Regions from separate parts of the Homo sapiens genome. Here region 1 is linked to region 2. The links are chromatin loops, found by intact Hi-C in ENCODE. Cell type or tissue: adrenal gland. All regions are shown on one strand. Links, peaks and the distances in the headings refer to the core of each region. The heading gives the core; the rest is flanking DNA.

Region 1 (12,500 bases), core at 1,694-9,693, 47 kb after region 2:
CAGCTGAGGAAACTGAGGCTCACAGTGGTTATGGGTTTTGCCTGCAGCCAGGCAGCTAATATGTGGATTCAGCTAATATATGGATCCTGAGCCAGGATTCAAACCCAAGTCTGCCTGGCGCCAACCCAGAGTGCTACCCATACCATCACCACGGGAGCTCTCGACAGCCTGGCAGATAATAATCATCATCCTCATCCTCATCCTAATATTAGCAATTATAGCAATCACCATTTGTTCCTCACATACTAACAACTTGGAATATGATCTTATTTAATGCTCACAACAGCCCTAATAGGCATGGATTACAATCCCTGATTTACAGATGAGGAGAAGGAGGTTCTGAGAGAGTCAGTGCCTTGGGCTGTCTGATTCCAAAGCCAGCATTTAATTTATTCAGACACGCTTCCTGACATCCATCCTGGGCCCAGAGTCAAGGAGGCTGTAGGGGCCTAGAGGAGTCAGCATCTGGGAAGCGAGGGTCAAACTCAGGCTATGGGAAGGGGCTAAAGCATGGCGTGTATGGGGCAATATCTTGACAACATGGTGGGAAGGCAACTTGAACTTGCAACCAGGGCTGGGTAGGGACCTACTTGTAAATTTTTGAATTCGCTCCAGTTAGGGTGAAGGAGAGCTTGCTGGAGCAGGCAGCGTCTGAGCAGGGCTGTCGGGGACTGCCGTGCAGATTTGCATAAGGAGGGTGTCCCCGGAGGTGGGATCAGCTTGTGGAGGGAAGCGAGGGGGGTGGGTTTAGAGACAGGGAGCCATCCGTGGGGCTAAAATAGAAGATCTAGGCAGGAAAAGAGCAGTAAGGTCAGAACGCGGGTCAGGACTGGGTCACAGCGACCTTCTGTCATCAGTGGGGAGCTGGGGAAGTTGGAGGAGAGAGGCGAGGCTCTGTGGCCTAGGAAGGGCAGAAACACTGGATCCATGCACAGGCCTCCATTTGGGGGGTGGGTTGCTCTCTAGTTGTGTGACTGGACAATCTGTTTGTCTCTTGGAGCCCCAGTTTCCTCATCTAATAAACTTCATGTGTGTGTGGAGGGGGAAGGGCTAGGGAGGTGGAAGAAACACCGAGGAGAGGCGCTAGGCCTGGGCTTTTATGGGAACTGAATAGCAAGGAGAGAGCAGAGTCGGTAGATTGCAAGCCACCCTTGGCATGACCCAGGCCTGAGGGCTTCTAAAGTATGGGGTGCCAGAGGAAGTGTGGCGTCTAATTAGAGCTGAACAGTTGGTGATGGGGGTGGGGGGTAGGCATGGGCAGAGAAAGGTGCCTGGACTTCTTGTGGGTCCCTGAGAAGTGTCACAGATCTGACCTAAAGATACCTTAAGCCAAGGTCCAGAGAGGGATTGGCCATCGCTCGAGGTCACAAAGCTAGCTAGCAGCAGAGCCTGCTTCCTAGCTGTGCACTCTTTGCAGAATCACTTAACTTCTCTGGTTCTTAGTTTCTCATGGGTAAAATGGAAACAATAGTCTTGACTTCTCTGGGTTGATGAGAGAACTTAAAGTAAAGCAATGCTTGGTGTGAAATAGTGGTGCAACAAACTGTAGTGTCCTCTGCTTTCCCCTAACCCAATCCATTGTCATATGCTATATAGTCAGGCTGGAAGAATGTGAACAAGTGTAGAACTTGAAAACAGAGAGGGCAGGACGGGCCTGATGAGGCCCTCACCAGAAGATGAGGGGGCCCAGGCCTAGAGGCACTGCTGCAGTGAGGGTCAGCCTGAACTTGTTGGCCCTGGGGACCAGGCTGGGGTTGCTAGGCACGCAAGGATGAAAGCAGGAGGAGGTGGCCTGTTGCTAGGGAAGGAGGGAGGGGGTGGGGGAGCCGCTGACACCCGCGGAGACAGGGACGTCCCTATGGCAACGGGAGCCACTGCAGTTGGAGGAGAAGTGGGAGGAGGAGCCTCCCACTGTGGGCCTCAGTGCTCCAATCTGTCCTACAGGAGTTTGGATTAGATAATCTCTTGTTTTCACCTCTTGGCAATCTGGGATGGCCAAGACCTCATGAACCGTCTGTGGCTCCCCCATCCACATGTCCAAGACACTACCCATCCCCAGAGCCATCCAGCTGCATCACCTCCCATGATGCCTCCCATTTGGCTCAGCCCGGTTGCCCACCCTGCCCTGTTCCTACCACTTCCTTTGCCTGGAACCTTGCCACTTACTGCTTCACAGTCTGGGGTTGCTGCAGACACAGATGAGCCAGCTCGGGCCAGCCCAAATGGGAGCGTGATGATGGTGTAGACAGCCAGTTTGTGAGGACAGAAGTCTAGAGGAGTCAGAGCTGGATTTTGACAGTGGGAGAGAGGAGGAGGTAACTTTCCAGGAAGCTAAAGAAGGGCAAGAAGGGGTAAGAGGTTTCTCTTCTCCTCCCCTTCCTCTCTGTGTTCTGCCGCCGCCTGGCCCAGCCCCAGGAAGTGGGTGACCCCTAAGCTGGCTGAGTGCCTGGTTGGCACCGAAATAAACTTGCCTTCTCTCTCTTCCCCTCCCCTTGCCTCTGTCCCCTCTGTCCTGGCTTTAATTAGCAGCCCTGGGGATGAGTCACTTGGCAGCTGGGGAGGGAGGCTGCACAGAGCTCAGTGAAGCTTCGACTCCTGCCCTGAGCCTTACGGGCAGCACCTCTGTGTTTATGCATGTGGGTGTGCACTGCTGCATGGCAGCGTGGCTGTGAAGAGCAAAGTGCAACACTGCATGCTGGCGCGTGGCCCTGCATGTCAGGGGGTCTGCAGAGAACCATATCTGGTTGCTGCTGCGTTTGTTGCTGTGTGCCACTGAATGTCAGTGTGTGTGAGCGTGTGGCTGGAGCGTGTGGCTGTGGTTGCAAGTGTCAGGGAACCAGGGAGCTTCTGGGTGAACAAACACAAACGCTGGACAATTGCATTCACCCCTCTCTACCTAAGTGTTCTTTATGCGATTTTGCTTACACAAACCCTGCACTTACATTCCCAATTTTCACTTGTCTTAGTCTGGGTACACTTTGTTGTGAGGAACGGAAGCCCACTCAAGCTAGCTCAAGAATAAAGGGCTAATGAGGGGACTATTGTGAGGCTACATTTCACAGAATCTAAGAACAGTTAATGAAAAACAGCCAGGCCTCACACCAACTGGAAGTGGGACCAGGAAGTCGAGGACCAAGGTTGCTGTCTCGCTGTCTGCATCTCCTGGGCCCATGTCTCATCTTTCTCCATCTCTCATGGCTTGCCTGGTCCCTGTCATCTCTTTTTCTTTCTTTCTTTCTTTTTCTTTTTCTTTTTTTTTTTTTTTTTTGAGCCGGATACTTGCTCTGTCGCCCAGGCTGGAGTGCAATGCCATGATCTTGGCTCACTGCAACCTCCACCTCCTGGGTTCAAGCGATTCTCCTGCCTCAGCCTCCCAAGTAGCTGGGACTACAGGCGTGTGCCACCACACCCAGCTAATTTTTGTATTTTTAGTAGAGATGGGGTTTCACCATTTTGGCCAGGATGGTCTCGATCTCTTGACCTCGTGATCCCCCCTCCTCGGCCTCCCAAAGTGCTGGGATTATAGGTGTGAGCCACCGCGCCCAGCCTATCATCTCTTTTTCATGGACTTCTCTCTCTGGACCAGCTTCCTCTGCTTGCCCATGGCCTGACATGGCCACCAACCTGGAAGCTATGTGACCTTTTCCAGCTTCAGGATCTGCCCCTCCTGCCATTGGACTGCAGTGATCCTCCAGCCTGTGGTAACACAAGGCAGCAAGGGGCCGTGTGAGATAATTGATTCCCTCAGAATTGGATGAGAGGAGAGAGAGAAAACACTTGGTACTTCTTGTTTCTTCTGCAGTAAGCACAGTTTTTATGTGTACCCAAGTGAGGTCAGAGCTGGTCGGCTCAGAGGCAAACACTTGTAAGATTGTTTTTGGTTCCTATTTTATAGCAAGATGACCTTTGCTCACTGTGCTTTCAAGTTCCATATCCTTGCATCAAAACATGCTGTTTTGTCTAAAAGTGCCCTCTTATTTTATGCCGAAAAAGCTTTTAAATGTACAGTGAATATTACCATTGCTACCAGCTTGTGGTAATTTTTCATAACCTCAGAACAACTGGTATAAAGCTACTGATGGTACAGCTGCTACCCAGCTCTTGGTGGCCTCAGGAATTTTGATATTTTATGAGTTCAGTGACTGAATTTATAGTTACCTCCAGTATATAATTACAAGTACACATTATCAATGTTATCAGCTTGATGCTGGAGCTTACTTTTCCACTAATACAAACCCTGCAGGTTTTACATTAATTACAGAGGGAACTAATGACCCCTTAGACAAGTTTTCACCTATGAATAAAGAGTTAGGAATCAGCTGTGCCAGTAATGACTGTTCTCCAGACACAGGAGCGATGTCCACAGCTCTGGCCTTGGCCCTGACCTCGCATCCTCTGGCCGAGACTAGGGGCTTCCCATCACCTCCTCAGAGGCCTCCTGACTCTGGCCTGGCACACAGCAGGTGCTGTTATTTTTAATAAAATTGATAGTTTTATGATTGCTATTAAAGCCATCTTCCATATCTAAATGGTAAACCTAAGTGAGAGAGATTATCCCAGGTTCTGGGCAGTCTCCTTCAACTCCTCCCCCTGCCCTTTTCTCACTGTTCCAAATAGTAATAATTGCTTTGAGTCAGAAAATGTCTGCTAAATATCAGGTACTATTACAGAGCACTGGAGACACATTATCTTTAATCTTTGTGGCCACCCTGCCAAGTAGGGGTGACTTACAGGTGGGGAAACTGAAACCTAGAGAGGTAAAATGACTTGCCCCAAATTGTCCATCCACACATCCATTCATTTATTCCTTCATTCAAGGATTTATTGAGTGCCTACAATGTGCCAGATGCTGCTAAATGTGGCTGATAGGGTGGTGAGTAACAGCCCTGCTGTGATGAAGCCCACTGTCTGGTCAGGAAATAGACAAGGAGACAGACAATTACAGACAATTATAGGGGAAGTGCAGGGTGCTGTGGGAGCACCACGGAAATATACCCAACCCAGCCTGAGGGCCAGGGAGGCTTCTCCAAGCTGACATCTAAGTGGAAGCTTGGAGCATGAGTAGAAGTTAGCCAGGGGAGGGGTTGGGTGGGGCAAAGTGAAGTGAAGAGTGTTGCAGGCCAGAACTGCGAGAAGAGTGTTTGGCACCCACGTTTGTGAAGAACTAAAGGAGTATCTGCAGTGAGATGGCACTGTCATGAGAAACGGTCTCATCTGGAAAGGGAGCAGAAGGTTTATCGGGAGGCTGGAACTGTGGCCCTGGTTGCTTAAGTCCAGAGCTGAGGAGCTGCAGGACCCAGTAACAGTTTCCATGTGACAATTGTGGGCCTGGGAGCCTCCTGGGTCGGCCTGGCCAACAGCAGGCTGGGATTCTAGTGGCCACAGTGCCCTCTAGTGTCCACTGGCCCACCTTGCAGCCTCCACCTCTGTCCATTGTCCCCCCACCATGTGTGACCAGGTGCCCGGTGCTGAGTGCTGGGGACACTGGGATGAACAAGACACAGCTCTCACAGAGCTCCCGACAGAGAAGGGGCAGCAGGCATCTGAACACAGTGTTGAGAGAAGCCGGCTGAGAAAAGAGCAGGGCGGAAGGACACAAGGGAGGTGACCCAACCTGCTTGGGTGGGGTCAAGGCAGGTTCCCAGAGGGCACAACATCTAGCTGACTTTTGAAGAACAAGGGGGAGCCAGCCAGGTGGGGAGATGACAGTGGGGGCACAGCGGGACAACAGAGGTACTATTACAGAGCATTTGACACACATTCTCTTTAATAAGGCTTGGAGCAGCAGAGTGTAGCTGAGAGAGTTGCAGGTGCTTCTGTCTGGGTGGGGTGCAGGTTGAAGGTGGGGGGAAGGCTGAGACTAGCTGGAGGTATGGGGTAGGGGCTAGCTCACAGAAGGTTCTAGGATGCCTGCCACCAGCTCATCATGGGCACTTAGTGAATGGAATCATATAAGAAGCTTCCCTACCCTTTGGGATCACAGACCCATCCGAGGATCTGATCAAAGCTAGAGATGTTCTCCCCAGAAATTAATGCTTTTCATACAACTTTAGGGGCTTCAAAGATACTCCCCACCCCACATGCCTGTCCCAAACCACAGGCTTCCAAATTGCTCTTCCTATAGATACGGAAACCCCGACAGAGGCCTCCAAGGCTCTGCATGCTGGGCCCCCACCTCCATCTCCAGTCTCACCTTTCTCCCCTGTGCTCTTCCCACCCCGCCACGTCAGTCTCTTCGTGCTTGCTGGAAATACCACCTCAGGTCCTTTGTCCAGGTTGTTTCCTCTGCCTGGAATGCTCTCCTCCTGCCATCTCTACTTTTTGCTCAGTTGAATTGCATTAGTTGGTGAATGTCTGTCTCTTCTCACTTGGATATAAGCTCCATGAGAGCAGGACATTGTCTACCTGTAGTCACTGCTGTATCCAGCACCGGGGACAGTGCCTGGGCCACAGTATCTGTCGAATAAATGCATGAAGGCCCTGCCAGTGTCCCGTGGCTGGGTCAGGCTCCTCACCCTTCATTCCTTCCTCCCTTCAGCCTCTGGTGGGTCATCATCTGAGTCTGTTCAGCATGCTCAGCTGTAACTGAATTCCAAAAGTGGTCCCAGGTTCAGGGATATTTTCTTAGAAATCTTCCTCACTATCCCTGAAACAAACAGGCTTCCCATGGGTCTCCTCTGCCTCTCTGGGAGAAGGGACAGACTCTCTCAGGTTCAGGCTGAGACTATTTACCATGTGCACACTTTGTCTACCTACCAAATCCCTACAAGAACTGTGAGGTAGGAATTTCCACTCCTCTTCCATAGATGAGCAAACTGAGCTTCAGAGGGCTTACCCAGCTAAAAAGTGATAGGGCAAGGACTTGTACCCAGCTTTACCAGGCACCAAAGTGTAGGTTCTTTGTCTCACCAGAGAGGGAAAGGGCCTTACCCAAAGTCACACAGCATCATCCCTTAAAGCTACCACTACACTTTCTTTCTTTCTTTTTCTTTTGTACAGGGTCTTGCTCTGTCACCCAGGCTGGAGTGCAGCGGCATGATCTCAGCTCACTGCAACCTCCGCCTCTGGGGCTTAAGCGATCCTCCCACCTCAGCCTCCCAAGTAGCTGGGACTACAGGTGTGCACCACCATGCCTGGCTAATTTTTGTATTTTTAGTAAAGACAGGGTTTTGCCATGTTGCCCAGGCTGGTATCAAACTCCTGAGCTCAGGTGATCCACCGTCCCCCACCCACCCCACTGCTCCCAGCCTCCCAAAGTGCTGGGATTACAGGCGTGAGCCACTGCACCCGGCCCAGCACTACACTTAATGTCTCTCGGCTCCTGCCAGGTCAAGAGGGTTCAGCTCTTAGGGCAATAACTACAAATGGGCACAAGGTGAAGCTGCTGCAGGAGCTAGGAGAGTTCCTCAAGGAGAGTTAAAAAAAAAAAAAAGGCAGATGCTAAGGCCAGAGCCTTGAGGACCAGGGCTTTGAGGGGTGGGCAGAGGGAGAGAAGGTCACTAAGGACCCACAGATGCCAACCTTGTGGTGTTCCGGAGGGCCTCTCTCTCTCAGTAGCTTTGGCTTTCTTGAGAGGAACCAGCTGCCCCAGCAGGGAGGCAGGAAGGCTGGCCTGTTGCCTGTCAGCTTCTATTTCTTCTAGATCACTGGCCCCCTGGCCCCTCCCAGGGCCGCCTTCTGCTCAGAACAGCCAGGGGCCTGGGCTCTGGGACCGTGAAAGGACAGGAGCACTTTGAGCTGGACCTGTGGTATTCTCAGGAGCCCTACATCCTTCAAAGCCAAAAAACTCTCTCCTTTCTCCAGTCCCGCCCATGTGGAGGACAGAGATGTTGCTGTAATAGGCAGGCAGGGAGCCAGGGCACCTGGAGTCTACTCTGACCTGCTGCATGAACTTTAGTAAGACCCTTTTCCTCTCCAGGCCTCAATTTGCCCATCCATAAAGTCAGGCTGGGCAGTTTACTTGGAAGAACAGCCTCTTGGCATTTCTTTTGATTTTCCCTCTTCTCTTCAGGAAGCATTTCTCTCAGCCAGTCTAGAAAACAACATAGAAGAGTGAGAGCTTATTGCAGTGAGAAAGAATATTGGCCGGGGCCCCATCTTGATACCCCAACATGGGTGATTTGAATTGCACTTAATATGCAGAGTCCCAGAACAACTCCTAAACATAGTCTCTTTAACTGTGCTGAAAATAAGGGTATTTGTGAAAAGCTTCTATGGAAAGGTTTCTGTACTCACAAGGTAGCAATATGGCTGAAGGGGCAGATTCCAGGTTTGGGAATAGCCAAACCGGGTCTTGATCTTGGGGTTCTGCCACTTACTAGCAGTATTACTTCACCTCTCTCCATCTCAATTTTCTGTTCAGGAGAATAGAGCCAGCGATACAAACTTGATGGGGTGCGTGGGGAGATTCTAGCAGAGGTGCACTGAGGGAGCCCAGCCTGGGGTTTGGCCCAGAGGAGGGACTGTGAGCTCTCCAGGCCGCTTCCTCGGAGGAGGAGTTCCCAGCCCTCCTGGAGGAGTAGGGGAAGGAGCAAAGTTTCCAGTTGCAATCTGGCCCGCAGCCCAGCTGGCCTGGCCCCGCCTTCTTGGTTCCTCCTTCTAGGGAAGGGCTGGGGAGGAGGGGGTGGTGACACGGTGGAGACACCGGCTAGGCCAGGGGGCCTGCCCTTGGGACAGGTCCAGACCCATGGAGCCCCCCGGGAGGAGCAGCAGGTAGGAACCTGGGCCCCGCAGCCTGGCCCCCTCCCTTCCTGCCCAGGCCTGGACCCAGTCCCTGGGCTACTGATTCAGCAGCCTCCTGGCTTCCTGGTTCCTGGCTCCCTTCTTGGACTCTGAGAGGCCTTTGGCCTGGGGGAGGGAGCCAGTTCAAGTGGGAGATCCCATGGGCATCCAGGTGCCCAGCTCTGGAAGGACCCTGGAACCCTGAGCAGCACAGCCTGTGGCCTGTGAGGGGTGAGCTTGGCTCCTACCCTGCTCTACTAGCCTTGTGTGCGAGGCACTGCAGGGCTCCAGGCTCGTGGCCTCTGAGATTCTAACACCAACATTCCAGCAGCCTAAGAGTCTCTGAGTCTCAGATTCAAAAGAGATAATGAGTCAAGGACTTGGGCTGGAGACTGGCACCTGAGAAGCAGTTGCCCTGATGATGATTAATCCAGAGCCTTCGATAAGAAGAGTCTCAGATTCAAAGATTCCCTGTAAGGTTCTGAGATTTGGACATCCTCAAATTCGCAGCTGGCCTGGCCCGCAGCCATGTCTCCTGGCTTTTACATGGGCTTTTGAATGGCCAGGCCCTGACCACAGTCTGCCTCTGTGGGCTTGTGGGGGACAGGGGCTGGCTGACCTGGAAGGGGTCGGCTCCACTCCCAGCTTGCTCTGGCTCCAGCTGACTGGCATACCTCTGGCATCTGCGCTGCACTGGGTAGGGCAGGGACCAGGCCCTCAGCCTCCCTGCCCTGCTGTACCTCCTCCTCCCCTTGGCCATTCTCCGGACTTTAATCGCAGGAGGCAGGAGGTGGAGGGGTCTTTGGACCCTGCACTAGGGGTGGTGGGGGCACAGCATCAGGGGTGGAGTGTGGGCCCCGCCTTGGGGTGGGGGGTAAAGCACTGGCCTTCAAAGCAAAAGACTCCTACCTGGAACCACCCCATCCTCTGCCTCACCCACTCAGCCCTGAGTCCCATCCTGTCACCAAGACCACTGAGACCTTGTCAGCCTCCTCCGCCCTCACCCTCCTCTGCTCTGGCGCTCTCTGCCTCTCTCTGGCTTCTCTCTGTGTCTTCTGTCTCGCCCTTTCTCTGTCTTCCTCTTTCTCTGTCTTTCTCCTTTTCTGTCTCTTTCGGTTTCTCTCTATCTCTCTCCCTCTCTTCCTTCAGTGTTCCCCTTACCCACCCACCTGGGTTCTCCCCCTTCTTTGGGCCCAGAGCTTCTCCTTCCTCCATCCCTTCCTCCCTTCCTGTGAGGGATCTTCTCTAAGGGGAGCCCCCATGCATCTTTCCCCCTTCTCTTTCATCCCCCCTTCCCCTCCCGTCCTCCCTACCCCTGTGGCGTCTGGTGTGAGGAGGGCTCCCTTCCCCCTTCCCTACTGTGGTGTCCCAGCGTCTCTGTGGCTGAGGTCCCCACGGAGTCACCTGGAACACAGGAGGCCCAGCCCGGCTCTTTCGTCTCTACTGCCCCCTGTTGTCGTTGTGTTCTGTATGTGGTTCGAGTGCCGTCCTCTCTTTCTTGACTTTGTGGTTTTTTTCTTTTTTTCTTCCTTCCTTCCTTCCTTCCTTCCTTCCTCCCTCCCTCCCTCCCTCCCTCCTTCCTTCCTTCCTCTCTCTCCATCTTCCTCCCTCTCTCCCTTCCTCTTTTCCTTTCTCCCTTATCTTCCTTCCTTTCCTCCCTCCCTGCCTCCCACGCCTCCTCTTCCATTTCCCATCCTCCATTCCTCCCAGCCTTCCCTTTTCCCCTCCCGCACTCACTCTCACCTTCTTGCCCCCATCGCCCACCCTGCCACTTCCCTCCCTCCCTGTCTCTCTCTCTGTCTCTCTCTGTCTCTTGCTGTCTCTCAGGTCCACAGCGTCTCATACTCTACACCAGTATTGCTGTCCTACTCAGGTCCTTGACTCCATGAAGCTTACCCCCTCAGGCAGGCTGGCAGAGAGCAGGTAAGAGCTAGACCCATCCCTCCCCCAATTCCTCCTCCTTCCAGACAAATATACAGTGTCATTGCCAGCCCCTCCCACCTCCCTGAGCCCCTGCTGTGCCTGTGGAATGGGTGTCCGAGTGTATGAGGAGAGTGCCTGGAAGATCAGGTCAGCAGACCAAAGAGGACATTTGGGATCTATCTAATTTGTCCTTCCTTAAAAAAATCCTTCCCTAGAGACCTGCCCCAAAAGGCCTGAGTGGTTGGTCCTAGACTATGTGATAATCCAGCTTTTTTAAAGGATGAATAGGAGTTTGCCAGTTGGATAGACTGAGGAAGGGCAGTTAGGCAGAGGGAACAATCTGCCCATATCTTTGCAGAATGTTATTTCTTTTTTTTTTTTCTGAGATGGAGTCTTGCTCTGTCGCCCAGACTAGAGTGCTGTGGTGCGATCTCGGCTCACTGCAGCCTCTGCCTCCTGGGTTCAAGCAATTCTCCTGCTTCAGCCTCCCGAGTAGCTGGGATAACAGGCATGCGCCACTACACCTGGCTGATTTTTGTATTTTTCTTTTAGTAGAGACGGGGTTTCACCATGTTGGCCAGGCTGGTCTCGAACTCCTGACCTCGTGATCCGCCCGCCTTGGCCTCCCAAAGTGTTGGGATTACAGGTGTGAGCCACCACACCCGGCTGGAAAACATTATTTCTAAGTTAATTAGAAAACCTATTTTATGTTTTCTAATTACAGCTCAATAAAAGGAAATATTAACAGCAGCAGCAAAAAGGCTAGGCCCTCCTCCCTATTTGAAAGTTTAAAAATACTTGTGTTAAAGAGGAAATAAGAGTGGAATTTATGGACTATTTAGAATAAATGTCAGTGAGAATACTACAACTTAAAACCTATAAAATATGGGCACAGGGATTCCCAGAGGAAAATTTATAATCTTAATTGCTTTTATTAAAGAACAAGATGGTTTAAATTAAATGGACTAATTATTCCACTCAAGAAGCTAGAAAAAAACAACCAAAACAAAGCAGAATAATTACTACAAATAAAACCAGAAATTAATGAAATGGAAAACAAAAGATTTGATAAAGTATTAATAAGTAAGTAAATATGACTTTTGGAAAGACCAGCTCTACCTAGTTTGGTAGACATTCTTTGGCAGATATGACTAAGAAAAAGGCTAAATAAATAAATACATTAAGAAATAAGGAAGGGGATTTAACCATAGATTCTAAGGAGATGAAAAAAAAGTTATTATAAGAAAATATTGGGGCCAGGCGCAGTGGCTCACGCCTGTAATCCCAGCACTTTGGGAGGCTGAAGCAGGCAGATCACGAGGTCAGGAGATCGAGACCATCCTGGCTAACACAGTGAAACCCCGTCTCTACTAAAAATACAAAAAATTAGTCAGGCATGGTGGCGGGTGCCTGTAGTCCCAGCTACTCGAGAGGCTGAGGCAGGAGAAGGGCTTGAACCCGGGAGGCGGAGCTTGCAGTGAGCCGAGATTGCACCACTGCACTCCAGCCTGGGCGACAGAGTGAGACTCCGTCTCAAAAAAAAAAAAAAAAAAAAAAAAAGAAAAAGAAAAGAAAAGAAAAAAAGAAAATATTGGTTGGACACAGTGGCTCATGCCTGTAATCCCAGGACTTTGGGAGGCCAAGGTGGGTGGATCACCTGAGGTCAGGAGTTCGAGACCAGCCTGGCCAACATGGCAAAACCCCGTCTCTACTAAAAATACAGAAATTAGCCGGGCGTGGTGGTGTGTGCCTGTAATCCCAGCTACTAGGGAGGCTGAAGCAGGAGAATCACTTGAACCTGGGAGGCAGAGGTTGCAGTGAGCCAAGATCGTACCACTGCACTCCAGCCTGGGTAA
Region 2 (12,500 bases), core at 2,956-10,955:
GATGTGGGGCCAGTAATTAGGGAGACCTCAGCCCCAAGAATAGCTGTAGTGTTAGGAGGAATATGGGGGGCAGCTCAAAGAATCATAGACCCGAAAATCCTTGATTAAAACTTAAAGTTGGGAAGACATTTTACGTTCTCTAACCTGATCTTTCCCCCATCTCTTACAGACGGTGCTTGATTCCTTTTTTTCCTCAACTCATATTTCCAACAAGTCCTATTGGCTTTACCTCAAAATATATTCCACTCTGTTCTATTGATCTCTGTATGCATTCTTTCTTTAACACCACGGTGATTATTATAAAATGTATATTTGGTCTTCCCCATTTCCTGACATACAACTCCTAAAATCCTTTAAAATCTCCAAAGTGATGTCTTTTTATATGTCAATGAGTTGGCTGATGGCCAACAGCCCCTAGGTAGCTTCAGGATTGGGGATTGGTCCCCAAAAAACCAAGGCAGGATTAGAGAGTTGGGACTTTCAGCCCCATTTCCCCACCTCAGGGGAGGGGAGAGGGGCCCGGAAGGTTCAGCTGATCACCAATGACCAATGATTTAATCAATCATGTCTGCATAATAAAGCCTCCATAACAACCCAAAAGGCCAGAGCTTGGGGAGATTCCAGATAGCAAAACACGTGGAGACTCCTGGAGGGTGGCACACTCGGAGAAGGCATGAAGCACTGTGCCCCTTCCCACAGGCCTTGCCCCATGCATCTTTTCATCTATATCCCTTGTAATATTCCTTATAATAATCCAATACCCTTTTGCTGCCTGACCGTTGCCATCATGGGTCGCATGCATGCTCCTGGTGGCTGACGTTGACTTCCGATAACGTGAAGGAGAAGATTGACAAACTGGCCAAGGAAGGGCCTGACTCCCTCACGAATCAGATAAGGATGCTAAATTCTATCTGATTCTGATAGAGAGCTGGATTCATCATTTGGCCCGATATTATAACACCAAGTGAGTCCTCCCTCTTGATTGGAAATATGAGTCATCCACAGCCTCTGCCCTGGTCACATAAATTGTCTATGTACTCAAGCAATAAAATGATTGTTTAACTAAAAAAACAAAAATCTAATACATATAAGTAAGTGCCGGACGCAGTGGCTCATGCCTGTAATCCCAGCACTTTGGGGAGCCGAGGCAGGTGGATCATGAAGTCAGGAGATGGAGACCATCCTGGCCAACATGGTGAAACCTCGTCTCTACTAAAAGTACAAAAAAATTAGCTGGGCGTGGTGGCGTGTGCCTGCAGTCCTAGCTACTTGGGAGGCTGAGGCAGGATAATCACTTGAACCTGGGAGGTGGAGGTTGCAATGAGCCGAGATCGCGCCACTGCACTCCAGCCTGGCGACAGAGCGAGACTCCGTCTTAAACAAATAAACAAACAAAAAATAATAAATAAATAAATAAGTAAATAAATTATGTAAGTGTTTCCTTGAGTTCTGTGAAGACCGTGTCTAATGATGAAACTTTGACAACTTCCCCTTTTCCTTGTATCTGGAATAGAAACTTTTCTGTGAGCTACTCTAACAAATTAATGGAACTCAGTGAGGGGGTTGTGGAAACTCAGTTTATAGCCAGTCTGTCAAAATCACTGGTAAAACAACCAGGAGTCACATCTGAAGGCGGAGGTGAGGATGAGCGAGGGGAACATGGCATTCTTGGAGACAGCTCTCAACCTGTGAGATCTGACGCCATCTCCGGGTAGTTAGTATCAAAATTACATGAAATTAGAGGACATTCATCTGGTGTCCACAACAAAACTGATTGCTCATTTGGTGTGTGTACTCCCACACATCTGGTCACAGAAATCTGTGTTGATTGTTCTGTGAGAGCGGAGCAAAAACAGTTTGTTTTTTTCCACACTCAACCACACTGTCTTGTGTACCATAGCTTTATAGTACTGTGGCGTCTTGACATTAGATAGTGCGAATCCTCCAACTTTGTTTTTCAGTATTGCTATAATATAGCTTGCTGAGATTTTGACTGAAATGATACTGAATATATACATTAAGTTGGAAAGAAATGACATCCTAAAAATATTGAGTCCTCTTTTTCATGAACATGGAATAGCTCTCCCTTTATTTAGATTTCTTTCATTCATGTTTTGTAGTTTTGTAGATTTGGGTCCAGTACACATTTTGTTATATTTTATTCCTAAGTATTTCATTGTTTTACTGCTATTGAAAACAGTATTGCAGTCGGGCGTGGTGGTTCATGCCTGTAATCCTAGCACTTTGGAAGGCCAAGACAGGTGGATCACTTGAGGTCAGGAGTTCGAAACCAGCCTGGCCAACATGGTGAAACCCTGTCTCTACTAAAAATACCAAAAAATAGCCGTGTGTGGTGGCGTGCACCTGTAATCCCAGCTACTTGGGAGGCTGAGGCAGGAGAATTGCTTGAACCTGGGAGGCAGAGGTTGCAGTGAGCCGAGGTCATGCCACTGCACTCCAGCCTGGGCAACAGAGCGAGACTCTGTCTAAAAAAAAAAAGAAAAAAGGCTGGGTGTGGCGATCACACTGGTAATCCCAGCACTTTTGGGAGGTCAAGGCAGGAGGATTGTTTGAGGCCAGGCATTCAAGACTAGCCTGGGCAACAGAGCGAGACTCTGTCTAAAAAAAAAAAAACAAAAAAATCAGTATTGCTTCCCTAAAATTTCAAATTCTAATTGTTTATTGCTGGTATATAGGAAAGCAATTGTTTTTTTGTGTATTGACCTTGTACCCTGTGACCTTGCTATATATATTTTCATTAGTTCCAGGAGTGGTACCCCCTATAGATTGTTTGGGATTTTCTGCTATCCCACACATTTTAACAAATTGCATTTTTATTTTCACTTAATTTGAAATATTTAAAAATTTATCTTGAGACTTCTTCTTTGACCTCTATGTTATTTAGAAATTTGTTGTTTAATTTCCAAATATTTGGGGATTTCCCAGCCATCTTTCAGTTACTGGTTTCTATTTTATTTCTTTTTTTTCTTTTTTTTTCGAGAAGGAGTCTCGCTCAGCCATCCAGGCTGGAGTGCAGTTTGGCACAATCTCAGCTCACTGCAACAACCATCTCCCGGGTTCAAGCGATTCTCCTGCCTCAGCCTCCCGAGTATCTGGGATTACTGGCACCCGCCATCATGCCCGGCTAATTTTTGTATTTTAATAGAGATGGGGTTTCACCATGTCAGCCAAGCTGGTCTTGAACTCCTGACCTCAGGTGATCCGCCCGCCTCAGCCTCCTAAAGTGCTAGGATTACAGGCATGAGCCACCACACCTGGACGGTTTCTGTTTTATTTCTATTGTGGTTTGAGAGCATACTTTGTATGATTTCTATTCTTTTAAATTTGTGGGGTTTTTTTTTTCTTTTCTTTTTAGAGACAGGGTCTCACTCTGTCACTCATGCTGGAATGCAGTGATGCAAACATAGCTCACTGCAACCTCGAAATCTTGGGCTTGCGGGGGTCTTCCTGCCTCAGCCTCCTGAGTAGCTGGAACTACAGGTACGTACCACCATGCCCAGCTATTTTTTTTATTTTTAATTTTTTTGTTGAGACAGGGTCTCGCTATATTGCCCAGGCTAGTCTTGAATGCCTGGCCTGAAACAATCCTCCTGCCTTGACCTCCCGAAAGTGCTGGGATTACCAGTGTGATCGCCACACCCAGCCTTTTGAATTTGTTAAGGTGTGTTTTATGGCCCAGAATATAGTCTATCTTGGTGCATGTTCCATGTCAGCTTGAGAAGAATGTGTATTCTGCTGTTATTGGATGGAGTCTCTATAAATTTTGATTAGATCATATTGATTGATAGTGCTGCCCAGGTAAAAATCTATTCCAAATCTGTCCACATATCTTTCTCCACAATTACTATCCTAGCCCAAGCTATCACGGTCTCTTGCCTGGACTGTCTAACTGGCTTCATAACTAGCCTCTTAGCTGGCCTTCTTGTTTCTGGTTTTGCCTCCACTATAACCCATTCTCCATACATCAGACAGAGTAAGCTTTAAAAGACAAAATTCAGATCATGTCACTTCCAGCTCAAAATCCTCCAATGGCTTTTCATTGTATCTGAAATAAAAACTAAATGTCTTCCATGGCTGGCGTGGCCCTACACCATTTTACTCCAGAACTTCTTTCCTACCTCATCTAGTACCAGTCTTTCCTCTTGCTGCCTCCAGCTGGACTTCTTTCTGAATTCCCTTGAATACACCAAGCTCATCTCTCACCCTGGGATCCCATGCCTCTGGGCCCTCATGAAATGACTGACAACTTCTTGTCATTCAGGCTCACCTCAACTCTCACCTCCATGGAGAATCCTTCCCTGACTAACCTATTTCATCTTGTTCTCCATCCTCACCCTATTATACTACCTTTGTACTGTTTTTTGTTTTATTCATTTGTTTTCATAACACTTTTGACTTTTTGAAATGTTCTTGTTCATATATTTGTTTGGTTGTTTGTGTCTGTTATCCTTTCTCTAAAATGTGAGCTCTAGGAGAGCAGGGATCTTCTTCACCACTAAGTAGCCAGAACCGAGAACAGTGCCTGACACCTAGATATTTACTGAGTGGCTGCACTTCTACTTGAACATTTCCAGTGACTTGGAATTGACTACTTTGGTCCATGGGGTGGCTAGTGCCTCTTTGGATAGTTTTGTATGTTAGAAATTTCACCTGTCTCTTGAACTAAATGCTGCATTCTTGACCATGTAAACAGATTAGAAGAGAAATGTATGATCATTAGAAAAGATGCTGATGAAGCATTTGGTAAAACTTAACTCCTGTTCATAACAAAAGAGATTCTTAGCAAGCCGGGCACGGTGGCTGACACCTGTAATCCCAGCACTTTGGGAAGCTTAGATGGGCAGATCGCTTGAGCCCAGGAGTTCCAGACAGCCTGGGCAACATGGTGAAACCTCATCCCTACAAAAAATAGCCAGGTGTGGTGGCATACACCTGTGGTCGCCGCTACTTAGGGGGGCTGAGGTGGGAGAATCTCTTGAGCCTGGGAGGTCAAAGCTGCAGTGAGCTGTGATGGCGCCACCACACTCCAGCCTGGGCAACAGAGCAAGACCCTGTCTTAAAAAAAAAAAAAAAAAAAAGGAATGAGAGGAAACTTCCCTAACCTGATAAAGAGTAAAGACTATCCTCCAAAATCCTCCGAATCCTCCAGTGAAGACCATGTCTAATGATGAAACATTGACATCTTCCCCTTTAACATAAGTAACAGCACAAGGATGCTCATTATCATCCCTTTTGGTCAGAATTGAACTGGAGATCCTGCAAAACAAGGCAAAGAAACGAAACAACAGGAATACGGATTTAGAAGGAAGAAACAAAACTGTCATTTAAATCTTCTGCCTTCTCGGGCGGCTCACACCTGTAACACCAGCACTTTGGGAGGCCGAGGCGGGAAGATCACTTGAGGTCAGGAGTTCAAGACCAGCCTGGCCAGCATGGTGAAACGCTGTCTCTACTAAAAATACAAAAATTAGCCAGGCATGTTGGTGGGCACCTGTAATCCCAGCTACTCGAGTGGCCGGGGCAGGAGAATTGCTTGAACCTGGAGGCAGAGGCTGCAGTGAGCTGAGATCATGGCACTGCACTCCAGCCTGGGCAACAAGAGTGAGACTCTGTCTCTAAATAAATAAATAAATAAATCTGCCTTTTCATAAATCGTACTCACTGGTCCTCCTTCTTTTTTCTGGAGGCCCACAGAACAAAGCTGTCCCCTCTTCTGCATGGTAGCCCCAGGTCTTCTTCCCTCTCTGGGCCTCGATCACCTCATCTGTAAAATAAGGTTATCCAAAAAGCTCCTTGTGTTTCTATCCTTCCATGCTCCTCTGAGTCCATATCCTCCTTTCTACGGGCAAAACATCTCCGTTTTCCTAATAGTGATGATTTCTACATCCCTCCTTTCCTAGCAACACACTCCATTTTGTTTTGTTTTGCTTTGTTTAAATATGGTGCCCAGAACTGGAGCAGAAGGTGAAGAAAGGCGAGGGCACAAAAAGATGAAAATAGAAGGAGTTAGACTGAAAACAGAGCTTGAAAATGGTAGAGAGAGGCAGCCAAGGGGAAGGGCTTGGGGGAGGGAGGACAGAAGACGCAGGGGACAGCCTCTGAGACAGAAGTGGCCTGGTGGGGCCAGCCTGTGGGCAGTGCCCCATCTCCTTAACTTATTTCCCTGGGAGGGGAGGAAGTTCCCCTCCATAGTTTGGGAGACGGTGATGGGCACAGAGTCTGTGGTCAGCCACAGCCCTGGGTGGCTCTGCCGGTCCTCCCTTCCAGCTTTCCTCCTCCTGGACTCCAGGACTCTCTCTCCCAGAGCTGGGGTGGGGGTAGGGACAAGGGGCATTGACAAAAGCCAGCTCCAGATGGGAAGGGGAACTGCACAGCATTGGGTCCATGTCCAGGAGGCAGGAGCAGCCGCCACAGTGGGAGGGAGCAGCAAGCCAACAGCTGAGTGCGACAAGGCCTGGGTTATTTTTTTTCCAGTTTGTTGGCATGTGGGTGGATTTTTTTCTCCTTTTTTCTTCTCTCCTGCTCTCTGCCGTTTCCACAGAGATGTGGGAGTTTGCAAATTTGTCTCAGTGGAGGGGAAAGGCAAGAGCTGATTTTGGGGGTCCTTGTCAGGGACCAGGGGAACGGAGAAGGGCACAGCAATTTTGGCAGCAGAAAAAGCAGGACCCATTCCCTGGCGGCATCCCTGGGGCAAAGAAGGCTCTCACTTTCTCCTTTTGTCTTGAGGCTGCAAGGATGCCTTTTCACCTCTCCTCAGCTCTTGGCTCTCAAATCCATCCCACCTGGTGATTGCAAAAGCCTCCCTCTGCTTCCTTTCTTGCTCTGCAGTGCCAAATGCACTTTCCTCGGGGCCCTGGACCAACTAGGGCCACTCCTGAGACTCTTCTGACCAGAGGCCGCTCTCCTTGTTAGTATCTCTGGGGGTTGGGCTTGTGGGGAGCTGAGGAGCTTTCTTTTTTTTGAACTATACATTTAAGGGATAAAAAACGGTACCTATAGCACATGCTAAGTGTCAAATGAGTGTTTCAGGCTTTCAGAGGGGGAAGTTTTCTGAAAGGATTAAGGGGTGAGTAGTTTAGCGAGTCTGGAGGACATGGGACCTAGACAAACTGACAGAGTAGCTGAGGGCATGCCAGCCAGGGGCAACAGTGGCCGGGGCTGTGGACCTGGACACCTAGATGCTGATTCTGGTTCTGCCATTAATTTGTAATGTAATGCTGACGAAGGAAATTTTTTCCCTCCTCTTGGGCTTTGTTTCCTCATCTGGAAAATGGGCTGGATCTCTAAAGCTCTACAGATCTGTGCAGACTGAATCCTGATTCCTGGCATCGAGGGTTAGGAGCCATGTAATGAGATCATGTGTATACGAGTGCATTGAACACCATCAAGGAGTAGGCTTGCCTGAGACTCAGAGGTTTCTTGAGATGTGGGTCTTTCAAGTGCTAAAACAATCTTGGGCAAACGGGTATGGTTGATCTCCCAAGCAAGGACCACATCCACTAGTTGTTATTATCATTATCATTATCATTATCATTATCATTATCATCATTATCATTATTATTACCACTAGAGGGCAATACTCTCTTATGCCTGGGAGTAGGTCTTATCCCACCGGAAAGGTGCAGAACTGATCCCTCATTCCAGGACCAATCAGATCTCTCTCTCTTTTTTTTTTCTTTTCTTTTTTGAGACAGAATCTTGCTCTGTTGCCAGGCTGGAGTGCAGTGGCACGATCTCGGCTCACTGCAACCTCCGCCTCCCGGGTTCAAGCGATTCCCCTGCCTCAGCCTCCCAAGTAGCTGGGATTACAGGCGCACGCCAACACGCCTGGCTAATTTTTTGTATTTTAGTAGAGACAGGGTTTCACCATGTTGGCCAGGGTGGTCTCTAACTCCTGACCTCAGGTGATCCACCTGCCTTGACCTCCCAAAGTGCTGGGATTACAGACGTGAGCCACCGCACCCGGCCCCAATCAGATCTCTCAATCTTCCTCCTGGAGAGCAGAATCCTGAGAAATAGAGAGATTTGTGAATTCCGAATTCCAGGAGTTTCCTTTCAGTTCTGCCCTGTGGTCTGACTGCCAATTGTGCCCGAACCCGAATCAGCAGGTGGTGGCCAGTCTGTCCCACTGTGGCAGAACTGCCTGCTTCCTAGGGGACTGGGGAAATGGAGAGATGCTGACAAGTAGCTTTGGTTTGTCTGAACACAATGGGCGCTTTCACAAAGCTATGCCGTTTGCCCCATGCTTTGATTGTCTGGCCGTATATGCGTTCTGCAAGGCTAGCCAAGGCCAGCTCCATAGATGCAGGAGCTGGCCTCCTCCTTTCTAAAGAAATGATTTCAGCCAGACACGGCGGCTCACGCCTGTAACCCCAGCACTTTAGGAGGCCAAGGCAGGCAGATCACCTGAGGTTGGTAGTACGAGACCAGCCTGACCAACATGGAGAAACCCTGTCTCTACAAAAATACAAAATTAGCCGGGTGTGGTGGCGCATGCCTGTAATCCCAGCTACTGGGGAGGCTGAGGCAGGAGAATCGCTTGAACCTGGGAGGCAGAGGTTGCAGTGAGCCGAGATCTCGCCATTGCTCTCCAGCCTGGGTAACAAGAGTGAAACTCTGTCTCAAAGAAAAAGAAAGAAAGAAATGATTTCTCTATTACCCTATACCTCTTATCACATTGAATTGTAGTTATGATTTATCTGTCTACATAATCGATTAGGTTGTCGATTCATGCATTCAACAAACATGGACTGCTTATCCTGGCTTTTGGCCAGGCTTATGATACAGTGGGAAGCAAAACACAGTATCTGCCCTTGTAGAGCTAACAGTCTAATGAGGAGGCAGGAGGTTAGCAAACCAAGAACTGCACAAATCAATATAGAATTACAAACTTGCTAAGTTCAGGAATGAAAAGGACTCACTGAGAGAATGTATCAGAGGGATCTGCCCAGTTTGGGAGTGAGAGAAGGTGCCGCTGATGAGCCAACATTTCATCTGAGATTTGAAGGATGAATAGGCAGTTTAGTGGGCAAAGGCAGCAAAGAGAACTTTCCGCGCCAAAGGAACAGCAGGTGTGCAGGGCCCGAGGTGGGAAGAGCCTAGCTCCCTGGAGGAATGTTTGCTCCTTGAGGGCACAGCTTGCCTCTGGTTTATCTTTTACTGTAGCTCCAGATCTGGCACATAGAGAAACCAATAAATGTTTGTTGAACTGAATTGAATGAGATTTTGTTATGGAAAGCATCATAGGTTGGGGGTTGAAAGGCCTAGCTTCTACTTGCAGTGCCTCTGGGCAATTCAGTTCCATTTTCCAACTGCTTACTGTTCACCCACAGTGGGCAAGAACCCAGGGCCAAGCCTGGTTGGGGGATTGAAAGGTCAACAAAACCATCTCTGCCCTCCTCAAGCAATCCTCCTGCCTCAGTCTCCTGAGTAGCTGGGACCACAGATGCATGCCACCACATCCAGCTAATTTTTTTTTCAGTAGATACAGGGTCTCACTACATTGCCCACGCTGGTGTTGAACTCCTGAGCCTAAGTGATCCTCCCACCTTAGCTTCTCAAAGTGCTGGGATTACAGGCGTGAACCACTATGCCTGGCCAAAATTATCTTAATTCAACTCCTCCATGTAGTGTTTCCATTCCCTAGGCAACAGACCCTCCTGATGAGGTTGTCCAGCCACTATTTGAAGACCTCCAATGACAGTGAACTCCACCACGGCCCTGGTGGAGTAGCAAACAAGGAGACAAGTCCTTTCAACTCTCTGAGCCTCTTTTTATCCGGTTATAAAATGAGGGGTTTGGATTACATGATCTCTAAGGTTCTTTCCAGCTCCAGCAGTCTTGACCTGTTCTTCCTTGAATAATAGCCAGTTAGATGGCAGTGGAGAGCAATGGAACGGATTTTTTGATTTCTCCTGCCCTGTAGGAGTTACATGCAGTAGGACTGGGGAAATGCAGGCTTGAGTTCTGTTTATGGACCATTCTTCCTTTCAGGAGTGTCTCAGGGGCTGTCAGGGTTCATTGCTTCTGGCTGGAATGTTCCAGCATTCAAAGACCTTTGTTTCTTTTTTTCCTGTCCCCCCTCCTTACCTCCCGGCCAGACTTCTTTTCTACATCTAGGACTGTGTAGTGCAAATCAGGGCCGGAAGGAGCCTTTAAAATTATCTTTTTTTTCTTTTTTAGAGACAAGGTCTCCTGTCTCCCAGGATGAAGTACAGTGGCACAATTATAGCTCACTGCAGCCTCAACCTCCCGGTCTCAAGCAATCCTCCTGCCTCAGTCTCCTAAGTAGCTGAGACCACAGATGTGTGCCACCACATCCAGCTAATTTTTTTTTTTTTTCAGTAGAGACAGGGTCTCACTACATTGCCCACGCTGGTGTCGAACTCCTGAGCTTAAGTGATCCTCCCACCTTGGCTTCCCAAAGTGCTGGGATTACAGGCGTGAGCCACTGTGCCTGGCCAAAATTATCTTATTCAACTCCTCCATGTAGTGTTTCCATTCCCTAGGCAACAGACCCTCCTGATGAGGCTGTCCAGCCACTACTTGAAGACCTCCAATGACAGTGAACTCGCCATCTTCGCCAAGCATCGCCTGTGAGAGCTTTCTTCCCTCTGGGATCATCTCTCTGTAATTTTCACCAATTGCTTCTGGCTGTGCCCTTTGGAGCTAAGCAGAATAATTCCACTACATTGCCCCCCTGACAGCCTATTGGATATTTGAAGACAGTAATCATGTCCTCATAAGCCTGCTCTCCTCTAGGCCAAATATCATCTGTTCCTTCAAATGTTCTTCATTGTTTCAAATCCCCTTAGCATCTGTAAATATAATTTAGTTTATGTAAGATTTATATCCCGCCTACTTTAAAGAGGATATTAGGCGACTCATCAGTTTATAACATGAAAGAAAGACAATTAGGGATAAAAATGTGGAAGAAAACAGACCAGATACCATGTAAAGGAAGCACGAATAGATGTTGCCAGGTACCTAAAATGAACTGGATTATAATTGGACTCTGAATTTGGCTCAAAGTTTTATGGCAGCTAGGACAAAATTGGAAACACATTGGGTTATGTGGTTTTATGTTCTGACAGGATCAAGCTTACAAATCATCTTCAGAGAGAAAATTTTCCTAAAACGAAACCCCAGACTTGCCTATTAGAATTGCTTTCTGTGCAGCTGTTTGAGACTGATAGGTATTTTGGTTACATCTCACCCCTTCCCCCACTAGGGGAAAGGGGGCTGGAAGGATAATTAATTAATTAGCCAAATGCCGTCTCAGTTTTAAGCACCGCTATCTCTTTAGGGATCCCCACAGAGAAGAGAATCTTCCTTTTCCTTTTCTTTTTTCTTCTATGTTCCTCACAGATGGTTACTTTCCTACCTTTCTGCCCTCTAAAGTCTGCAATCTTAAGACTCTGGAACACCAGACCGCAGGAAATAGCCTGAGAAAAGGGTCATATCCTAGTGGTGACTGATCATAGCAATTGTGTGCAAATCACTTCTCTCTGGTCCTCAGTGTTCTTATCTGGAGATGGAATTCACCTCTAAGTTCCTTCCTTTCAGCTCTGATATTCTGGACTGTAAAGTCTGAGAGAAAGACCAATTTTTTTTTTTTTTTTTCGAGAGAGTCTCGCTTTGTCACCCAGGCTGGAGTGCAGTGGCATGATCTCAGCTCACTGCAACCTCCGCCTCTTGGGTTCAAGCGATTCTCCTGCTTCAACCTCCCCAGTAGCTGGGATTACAGGCATGCGCTTACACGCCTTAATTTTTGTAGAGACAGGGTTTAACCATCATGGCCAGGCTGGTCTCAAACTCCTAGCCTCAAGTGATCCTCCCGCCTCAGGCTCCCAAAATGCTGGGACTATAGGTGTGAGCCACCACGCCCAGCCAGACCAATGTTTTTTTCATTTTGATTTTCCCACCTCGTGCTTGGCAGCTAACAGGTTTGGGAGAAAAGGTCTGCTCACGGAAGGGAGAGAGCTGTGAGGATCCAGTAGGAAAAACCAATTTGAACAGATGCCACCTTTGGATCTGAGGCAAATGCTTCATGGTTCTCAGTATTCTGACGGGTTCTTGTTGACTAGATCCTGGCAGTGGTGAGATGTGGTTTTTAAGGCTCTTTTCTGCTCTAGCTCCACGTTGCTTGGCAAAGCTGGTCCCAGGGACTGAGGCTTCTGGGAAATGACTCTGGGAGGCAGCAGGTGGGTAAAGAAGGTAGTACCACAGTTTCTGATGAACAACAACAATGAACCAATGCTAAACTCACCTTGTAGTGTGTGATACTTGGTGCGTGCAATATCCACGTGGGCCCCTCCCCTCCCACCATGTCACTCTCCCTACCGTGTCACTCTCCTGTTCAAAAACCTTTCATGGCTTTTCATTGCCTATAAGGGAAGATCCAGATCCTTCAGTTTGGCAATGGAGTTTTCTCTAAGCTGAATCAAGCTCTGTCTTCCCATCTCCCATCCCTTGCTACA

Evidence for each region. Peaks named below come from ENCODE experiments on the same cell type or tissue, not always from the same donor. Only the 100,000 strongest peaks of a DNase experiment are listed, where the experiment ranks them.
Region 1: a loop joins it to region 2, with 10 times the contacts of the local background. A loop is called at or near these places in 8 of 110 quality-filtered maps.

Annotation. Positions count from the first base shown.
Region 1 is chrX:53,277,708-53,290,207 of GRCh38, reverse strand. All of the region lies in intron 2 of IQSEC2 (IQ motif and Sec7 domain ArfGEF 2), which reads left to right. Among named protein-coding and RNA genes, the nearest start is that of IQSEC2, 37 kb to the left of the region's middle. RefSeq lists silencers at 1,707-2,001, 9,941-10,140 and enhancers at 1,206-2,097, 8,193-9,020. In adrenal gland, for the core only: CTCF peaks have their summits at 5,231 and 5,432 (motif pointing left); DNase peaks (open chromatin) are centred at 1,931, 2,497, 5,387, 8,595 and 1 weaker place; H3K4me3 peaks cover 1,146 bases; H3K27ac peaks cover 4,492 bases; H3K27me3 peaks cover 1,259 bases.
Region 2 is chrX:53,326,302-53,338,801 of GRCh38, reverse strand. No RefSeq gene overlaps it. Among named protein-coding and RNA genes, the nearest start is that of IQSEC2, 11 kb to the right of the region's middle. In adrenal gland, for the core only: a CTCF peak has its summit at 7,578 (motif pointing right); no DNase peak of the experiment used is centred there; H3K27me3 peaks cover 2,144 bases.